Regions from separate parts of the Mus musculus genome. Here region 2 is linked to region 1. The links are chromatin loops, found by intact Hi-C in ENCODE. Cell type or tissue: gastrocnemius. All regions are shown on one strand. Links, peaks and the distances in the headings refer to the core of each region. The heading gives the core; the rest is flanking DNA.

The links. A loop is a pair of places that touch in the nucleus more often than their neighbours do. Peaks named below come from ENCODE experiments on the same cell type or tissue, not always from the same donor. Only the 100,000 strongest peaks of a DNase experiment are listed, where the experiment ranks them.
Region 2: a loop joins it to region 1, with 4 times the contacts of the local background. A loop is called at or near these places in 8 of 42 quality-filtered maps.

What each region holds. Positions count from the first base shown.
Region 1 is chr1:82,472,534-82,476,932 of GRCm38, reverse strand. Col4a4 (collagen, type IV, alpha 4) reads left to right here. Exons shown (of 48, transcript NM_007735.2): 38 at 4,384-4,399. Among named protein-coding and RNA genes, the nearest start is that of Gm46095, 100 kb to the right of the region's middle. In gastrocnemius, for the core only: no CTCF peak of the experiment used is centred there; DNase peaks (open chromatin) are centred at 454 and 2,392; H3K4me3 peaks cover 829 bases; H3K27ac peaks cover 1,962 bases.
Region 2 is chr1:82,304,927-82,309,325 of GRCm38, reverse strand. No RefSeq gene overlaps it. Among named protein-coding and RNA genes, the nearest start is that of Rhbdd1, 9.5 kb to the left of the region's middle. In gastrocnemius, for the core only: no CTCF peak of the experiment used is centred there; no DNase peak of the experiment used is centred there.

The sequences.
Region 1 (4,399 bases), core at 230-4,229:
ACAATGATACTGTTGTGCTGAGATTTTCCTCTGGCGGCTGTGGACATTTCCTGCCTCTGGCAACCCCTCAGCCCTCCCGGCCTTCTCTTTGACTTCAACATTCTTCCAGTCTGGAAGGATTTGGGAGGAATTCAAAAGAAAACATCTGACATTGTTAAGGGCTTTCTCTTCACAGTCTTCCAATTCCACACAACAGGGAACATTTCCGAGTGCCTGCAGGTGCTTGTAATATATTCTTCCTTTTCCCTTTGAACATTTATCAAATAGCCTCACAATGACATTGCTTTTAAAAATCCTCATAGATGTGATAATAAAATCACTTTAAAAGTAATTGCTAATTGCCTCCTAATGTGTGCACCGAAACAGTTAAGTTTCCTGGGAGGTATTGGAAGGGAACAGATCAAAGAGCTTTTCACTCGCTAGACACACCCTTGCTGCAATGTTCCTTTGCTACCACTGGGGGACGCTGTTTCATTGCACACGGCACAGCAAACGGTCCGGCCAAATGTAAAAACAAAACCAAACAGTGGGATACAGTATTAAAACTCAAAACATCTCAGGATAAAACCATTGTTGCGGTTTATCACGCCGATGTAAAAATGAAGCCCGATCCAGCAGAAACACTTTGAACTGAGAAGCTAAATATTTGAAATATGTTCCGAGTAAGGTAGGGAAACCAACTTTCGTGTTTGAACAAACCAGCTGCTGGACTCAGATGGGTTTGCTCTGCTCATACTGACCCGATGGAGTTTTGAGTCCTGCTTGGGTCTCAAAAGGAAAGCCCCCCATCTCTAGTTGTACATCCACATAAGATGGGAATGACAGAAACCTACTGAGAATCACCTGCTGTGTGTGTGAGACAGTCTATTGTAGAAGGGGTACCTGGGCCAATGGCAAGTGAAATCATTCACTTTTGTGTCTCTTTGTGTGTCGGGGGTCGGTAAGTGTGTGCACATGTGTTCATGTGTATACTCCTCTGTCTGTGGGCCTGTGGGTGCCTATGTAGGTCAAAGGTCAATGCCGGCTCTCTTTCTCAATTGCTTTCCACCATGTTTGGGTTTTGGGTTTTTTGAAATAGGAACTTTTACCCTCAATTGATGTTCTTCTTCCATGGTGATTTTAATTTGTGTCAGGTTGACAAAAAACAAAAAGCAAAAAACCAAAAAACCCAAAAACCCTAACTGGACACTTATTGGAACTAGAGATCCCGAATTGGGTTATAATAGCTGGGGTTACATATACGCACCCAGTTCTTTTTTCAGTATGAATGCTGGAGTGACTGAAACGCAAGCCCTCATCCATGTATGGGGAGCACTGTCTGAAACATCTTCCCAGCCCTGCTAGTTTACTTTTGAAAGGTACTTGGCGATGTCTTCTATGAGGAAGGAAATGCCTTCTGTCACAGAGCTATGACAATCAGAGCAGCATCCCCCCCAGTTTCTGTAACTAAATTATTCTCCTGTCTCCCAGCACTTAGCACGCTGGATGTCATTGCCTCTTTGTCTTGTCAGGTTAGGGATTGTGTCTTTCTTGTTTCCCATTGTCTCTTCGAGGCCTGTCATGGGATACACTCCCGGGGTGTGGAGCTCTATGCATTGGGAAGCCATATTTATCCTTTCAATAGGTATTTGTTTATTTGCTAAGGAAAAAAAAATGTTTCTAGTTTAACTCTTATTTTGGAATCTTTCGTTGATAAGAGTTCTCAAGGGTTTTTTTCAACCTTTGCCTAGAGTTGTGAAGATTTCACTTCTCCATCGACTTTAAAGTCAGGGTGGCCAGCTGCTTCATTTTGCGTGGGATTCTCTCAGGATGTGGAAACTCTAGCGCTAAAGGCTCCAGCCCAACAGGGACAGACAGACAGTCACCCTATAAAAATGTAAATCTGACCAGTACCCTGGGTGTGCAGAGTAGCCTTTTTCTAGCTTTAGAACAAAACCATAACCTGAGGGTGGGAAATTTGTCACCAAGAGTGGGCTATGTGACACAGTGTGCTAGGGTGGAGGTTAGAGTCACTGACCAGAGGAAGAACACGCATACTGGCCCCTGAGTGCAGCCGGGTGCAGCCTTAAATGATGGTTGTTAAACAGAAGGACTATCAGAGAGGTGAATAAAAATTCCTCATTACCCAGGAATGTGCTTTGTTAGCCTAATTGCCCTTCATCTGTACTGTATATATTTTATGCATGAACAACTTCCTGATTTAGAGATGGGATTGATAAAAGCTTTCAGTAAAAGGGGAAAATTATGCTTAAAACCCTGCCCAGATGTAGCTGCATTCAATTTAGAAAGATAACATTGGGTCACATAAGGGTCGGCCAGTTCAACAATGGCAAGGGGCTGGGCTGTGACAGCCCAGGATCTGGATGTGTCGATGTGACAATGGAGAGTTGGCAGAGGCTAGGGCAGCCTTTCTTTAGCCAAGTCCCCAGGCCATCAATCTTGGTGGCCAACACTGGAGATCAAAACATGTAGAAACAGCAATGTGGTCTCGAAAAATTTATTATCATTTTAGATAGATTGCAATAAATATCCAGATTTGGCAGATGAAGAAGGTCGTTGTGTTCTTTTGGTGCAAACTTGAAATACTGGCTCATAAAATAGGAAAGGAGATTGGAAAACAAACCCAGCCAGGACTGTGAAAAGTGGTTAGAAAATAAAAGATTTGGGGAAAATAAGGACACACTCCCACCCCACCCCCTTTTTCGGTGCAAGAAAATATGGCTCATTTGAATGGATCTAAATTTGAGATCTTAAAAGGAGAATAACAGTTGTCTATTTCAAGTACTGCTGATAAACAGATTGGAGCCAGTAACCAAGCCATCCTCCAATAAGGACTCTCCATGTGAATTTGCTTTACCTAACAAAGAGCAATTAGCATTCAAGTTATTTCCCTATAGGTAGATGTCTCTAACGTCTCTGAATCATACTCATCCCATAAATGTATTAGAGAAAAATGTGGCATGCAAGCAGAAGCTGTAGTGCATTCTTTAGCTTTCACCCCATCTCTCCAGCCCCTGCTGTCCTTTCTTCGTTCTCTGTAATTCACTCCTTGAGTCAACAAGCATTTGTTCAATGCTTGTAAGGCATAGGAACTATGTTGGGGGGGGGGACTAGTGTGGGGATAGCAAGACTAAGAAGGCCTGGTCCTGCACTGTTTCCCCTTGATCCAGGGAGGCAGCTGCCCAAAGACACAACCATTGCACAGCCAGATATAGGCAACCTATCCAGAGAGCCCTATGGAGGCCCTGTGGGCACCCCAGGAGCCACTTTCTGTGTTTGGTCATATGGGTGTGTTGTCACCTAGTGCTAATCTGAGTGATGGTGCACTGTGTGGAGAAAAGCTTAGTTCTGTGTGAGAAAGAACAGTTACTGGGGAGGGGGAGTCATTGGGTTTGGCCAAAGGCTGTGATAAGCTTCCTTCCTAGAATCACACAGTAGGACAACAAGACACATGGGACCATTTGTGGCTAGGCTCTGCACCCATGAGGGGATGCTATGATACCTGCTTGTTTCTCTCCTCTCTGCTCCTTCACTTCTGCCCCCCTCAACTTAGTGCTAGCCAGTTAGGAAACTCTCATTTGAAAAAGTTAAGCACAACCCAACTTCTACTGATGGAGAGCCCAAAGGAACAGTTCATACCAGATATGTTTGATGACAATGTAAGTGATTGGCTGCTTAGAGAACTCTAGGACGCCTTTGGTTAGTCCAATCCCACATGCACTGACACCAGTGGAGGCACGAGGTCTGGTTTTCAGATCCTGGGTTGGAATTCAGAGATCACCAGAGAGCCGGTGCCTTTGCTGTAAGAAGGTATCAAGTGCTGCTCTGCAGAGAAACAGCTACATCTGAGCTTGACCCACACCTCTGTTTCTCAGCAGCGCATGCTTAACACAAAAGCATACAAGCACATGGTAGTCCCACACACCACAGCAGGAATCATCTTGTTGTTTTGCTTCGTTACCATGACTACATCTGGAAGGAGTTAGGACCAGCACACCCTGGATGGAAAGGGAAGATTCAAACTGGGAAGCAGAAAACATTCGCTTTACTGTCATCCATCCTCTATCCTTGTCCAAAGAGATTGTATCCTCATCAAATCAAAGGTCACTCCCTGCATGCAAATATGGCAACTCTAGACTCTCTTCCATCATGACATAGTTACAAATCAAGTTAAGTCTTCTTGTCAGAACCTCTTCACCAAATGAATGTGCTGAAAACCTCTCAGGCTGGGTTCTGGCCCCTCAGGGGTGGCCTCCAGACAGAGATCTGTCAACCTTCCCCGCCTTGACTCATTCTCCCATGGCCTAGGCATGGGATGGCAGCCAGAGTAGGAACCAAGAGCTGGTCTAACCTTTGGGACACAGAACGTGTGTTGTGTTTCAGGGCCTCTCGGGTCTCC
Region 2 (4,399 bases), core at 186-4,185, 170 kb after region 1:
AAATTGGGCTAGTGAAATGGCTCCATGGTGTGCTCCAGGATTTTGTGAATGGGAGAAGTTCAGAGCAATCACCTGTGTTCTTTGGCAGAAGAAACATATAAGCGGCAGTATGTAAAGTGTTCTGTGGTTTGTTTTGACCAACAATGATAAAGTGGGAGAAGAGAAGAAGAGAAAAATAAAAGTGAGAGAGAAATGACTAGTGGCAGATATATACACACACATATCGCACACACATATACATACATACATATTTTAAAAGAACTATTTTTTAAAGAAAAAATATTATTCTTGCTTCCAAAGGTAAATGTAATGCATTATTCTATCCTTAGGTTATCCACATTCAGCTGCCTTGGGACTCAGTTATCAGAAAATGTAGACAACTGCTCCATAGTCAACATCCAAGTACCCAATAGAATATAAACTAGAACTTTGAAAATGAAATGCAGATCGACTCTATTTTAGACCATTTAGGACACTGTAACTAAATATCATAGCCTAGGCAGTTCTGTGGCAGCAGAAACTTATCAATAATGTTGCTGTAAGCTGGGAATTCCAAGATCAAGGTCCCAGCAGACCTGATGTCTGGTGAGAAAAAGCTCTCCGCATTATCCATGATACCCACTTTCTGTTCCCTCATTTAGAAGGTCAGAAGCAGCAGCAAAAGACCCTCCCTCTGGCCTTTATTATGAGGGCACTGGTTCTATTCATAAGGTTCCACTCTCATGGCCAGGTGCAGTCTCTGAGACCAACACATTCTGTATTGGCTTTCAGCATTGTGTCTTTTGGGAGCACACACATATTTATCCTTTGATTTAAGCTGCTGACATCACTTATTTTTTATGCATAAAAGAGCAAGGCTCCTAACAAAATTAACTCCTATTAAGAAGTAGCCAATAACCTTAAATTTAATTAACTGAATGGATACAATATAATTCAAACAAGCAACAACAAACAGCAAAAGACAAATTATCAGAGAATAAGTAGACGGGGGTTAGGAGGAGGGAGCTTTAGCTGTTGTGTCTGTAACAGGCTATGAAAGAAATTACTGTCCCATGAAGCTAGAAAGCTATTATTTATGGGACTAATAGAAGTCTTTGTTTCTAATGCTTTTGCCATACATTGAGTAAGAAAGCACAGAAAATTGGAAAGTGAAAAAAATATGATTTTCTTCTCTACCAAGAGCTATGTACCTTGATGGAAGCTCTGAAATATATTTTTCTCCACCAAATGGTTATGGAATAGCATTAAATTATTTCTAAAGCTCCTTTTAAATTTTGGGCTCCTAAGATCTAGAAGAAAAAGTAAATAGCATTCTGGGGGGAAAAAGGATTAAAGAAGATGATAATATATAAAACTAGTACTGGAAGTAAGAGCTACTGAGCTAAAGGACATGTAAACATTTGAAAGGCAGGTAAGAGTCTGTCTGTCTCTACATTTATTAATTTATATTTTCATTCCCATCTTAGTTACTTTTCTATTGCCATGACAAAACACCATGACCAAGACAACTTACAAAAGAAAATCTTTATTAGAGTTTACAGTTCCTAAGGGTTAGAGTTCACAGTCAGTATGGCAGGGAACATGGCAGTGGGCAGGCAGCAGGCAGGCAGTGGGTAGGCAGCAGGCAGGCTTGCAGGCAGGCAGGCATGGCACCATGGTAAGAACTTATATCTGATTCCCATACACAATTTTAGAGAGAGCTGTACACTGGGGACAGCATGGGCTTTTGAAACCTCAAAGCTCACCCTCAGTGAAACACCTTCTCCAACAAGACACACTTCCTAACCTTTTCCAAACAGTTCCATCAACCCAGGACCAAGCATTCAACTCAATGAGCCTGTGAGAGCCAGTCTCGTTCTGAACCAACATAATACACTAAACAAGCACTCTATCACTGAGCTACACCCACAACCATGAAATCACCTGAATTTTCAACATTTATATTCTCATATATGTATTAAAGTTTGGTAGTATAGAAGAACAAAAAGAACAAAATACACAACTTTGTCTTAATGAAAAATAGAACAAAGAAGTTTGAGATAAACAGCAGCTACCAGGTGCTTAAAAATATTGATGTCATGATGTCTGTAAAATATGGTTCCAGTTAGAGAAAGTCCCTGTATTATATGAACATGCATGAGTATAAAACGATGAAAGAAGTTTACAACATTTGACTTAAGTGAACGCCAGTCAACAGTTTATAACACACACACACACACACACACACACACACACACACACACACACACACACAGAGGCATACACACATGCACAAAGAACAATGTTTGTTTGTTTGTTTGGTTGGTTGGTTTGATTGGTTTGGTTTGGTTTGGTTTGGTTTGGTTTGGTTTTCAAGACAAGGTTTCGCTGTGTAGCGCTGGCTGTCCCGGAACTCTCTCTATAAACAAGACTGGCCTCAAACAGTCACTTTTGAATTTGGTAGGAAAAGATAGAAAAAGTTAGTTTGTTGATTTTAAAGAATGTAAAAAGCACTACTAGTTCGTACTGCATTAGGAAGTGGCTTGAGGTCAGACAAACTCCAGTCCTGTCTCAGTCACAGCTTTGGAACTCAGGGAGATGACAGCCTCCAGTGTTGGGCAGTTGCCTTTTTTTTCTCTGTGGGCTTTTGTCGGAATCGGTTAAGGTAAAACTTTTGAACATTTATTAGTCCAGCACCCTGACAGCCTAAAAGTGCAACAAAAGTAAACTGCAAAAGCAACCTTGTCACCATTGGTCGTCCATTTTCTATCTTAAGGGGAAAACCAAACACTGAGAGCTTGAGTGACAGGCAGAGAAGGCGGGAGTAAGAGAGGCCAAGAGGAGGAGCCTTCAGGATAACTAATGCCAAGAAGGTTGCTTGTTCAGCTCTCTGCTGCAGTTACAGGCCACGTGTCTTCAACATTATTCCTTTACACACCAGCTAGCTTTCAGGCAACCCCTCTCCCCGACTCTTTGTCTTACTAACTTTTCCAATATTGCTTTCAAAAGAAAGAGTCAAAAATAAACAGTTTCCGTTCTGTGAAACTCTTTATCACATATATCTGGGAAAGACCAGTAAGATGGAATTTTGGGCAAGAGCAATGATTAATGGTTAGCTTATATGGGCTCTGTCATGGAAAAAAAGATAAACTTTTCTTCTTTTTTGTTGAGTGAATAAAATGGCAGAAAAGAATGAGTGGAAACAGGAGTTTAGTGCTTTTAGTCTTAAAGAGTCTTTTCTTGGGATCCTTTGAAGTCAGCACAGAAAAAAAAGGTGCCCTCGTTAATAAAAACAAGGGCTATTCCTTACTACATACTCTATCCATCATATTACATGTGTCCTTTGAATGTAGCTATGATATGGAATTATTATCAAAATTTTACACATAAATAAGGAGCCAGACACAGACTATTTCAAATTCATACAGCCCAAAATGTAGAAATATGAAAAAAAAACCCTAAAGAGGTGTGTGTGTGTGTGTGTGTGTGTGTGTGTGTGTGTGTGTGTGTGTGTGTGTGTGATGTAATCAGGTATATGCACATATGCAAACCCTGAGGCCAGAGAAGGATGTTGGGTGTGCTGCTCTGTCACCCTCTACCTTATTCCTTGAGACAGAGTCTCTCCTTGAACCTTCAGCCAGAAAATCTTCAGTCCAGCCCAGAAAGCCCCAATACTATTCCTGCCTATGCTCCTCAAGCACTTGTGTTACAGTCATGCGCACAGCCCCAGGTGATGGGGATCCTAACTCAGGTCCCCCTGCTTGCCCAGCAAGCACTCTGACCTCCTGAGACATCTCTCTAGCCTCAAAGCCTAGGAAAACATCATGAATTATGCAGAAATCTTCAGCTTATCCTAGCCAATAGGTAGAGGTGAATTACAGGAGAAACAACACTAGAACATGTAATTTGAAACCTAAACCTCAACTTAGTATTATTTTTATAGTTTTTTTTTTAATCCTCAAATTGTCTCGAGGTTTCTTGTCAATGCGTATAGTCAAAGGAACAATAAGAAGAATGAGATGAAAGGTTTGTTTTCTAGGGTCACGATTCATTCCATTCTGTGGGAAAGCAGAATGGCGGGTTTTCAAGTCCATACTGAGAAATAACATAAAATGTTAGCTGTTTATATTTTTATGGGATTGGAAAACTACAGGTTTCATTGGATATTCTTGGGCTATTAGGCACATGTGATTGGCCTGAAGCAAAATGTGCAGTTTACTTTTTTTTTAGAACAGTTTCAGGAGGTGTGAAGCCCTCCCGTGGCTCCCAGCCCTTCATACACAGCCTCTGCCATCATTAACCCTACCACATGGACTACAGATGATGACCTTACACTGACACATGATTACCCGAGTATGAATTTTTTGGAATGACTTTTAACTATTTCATTTTGCTACAAAGTTTGTAAATAACCATCTCA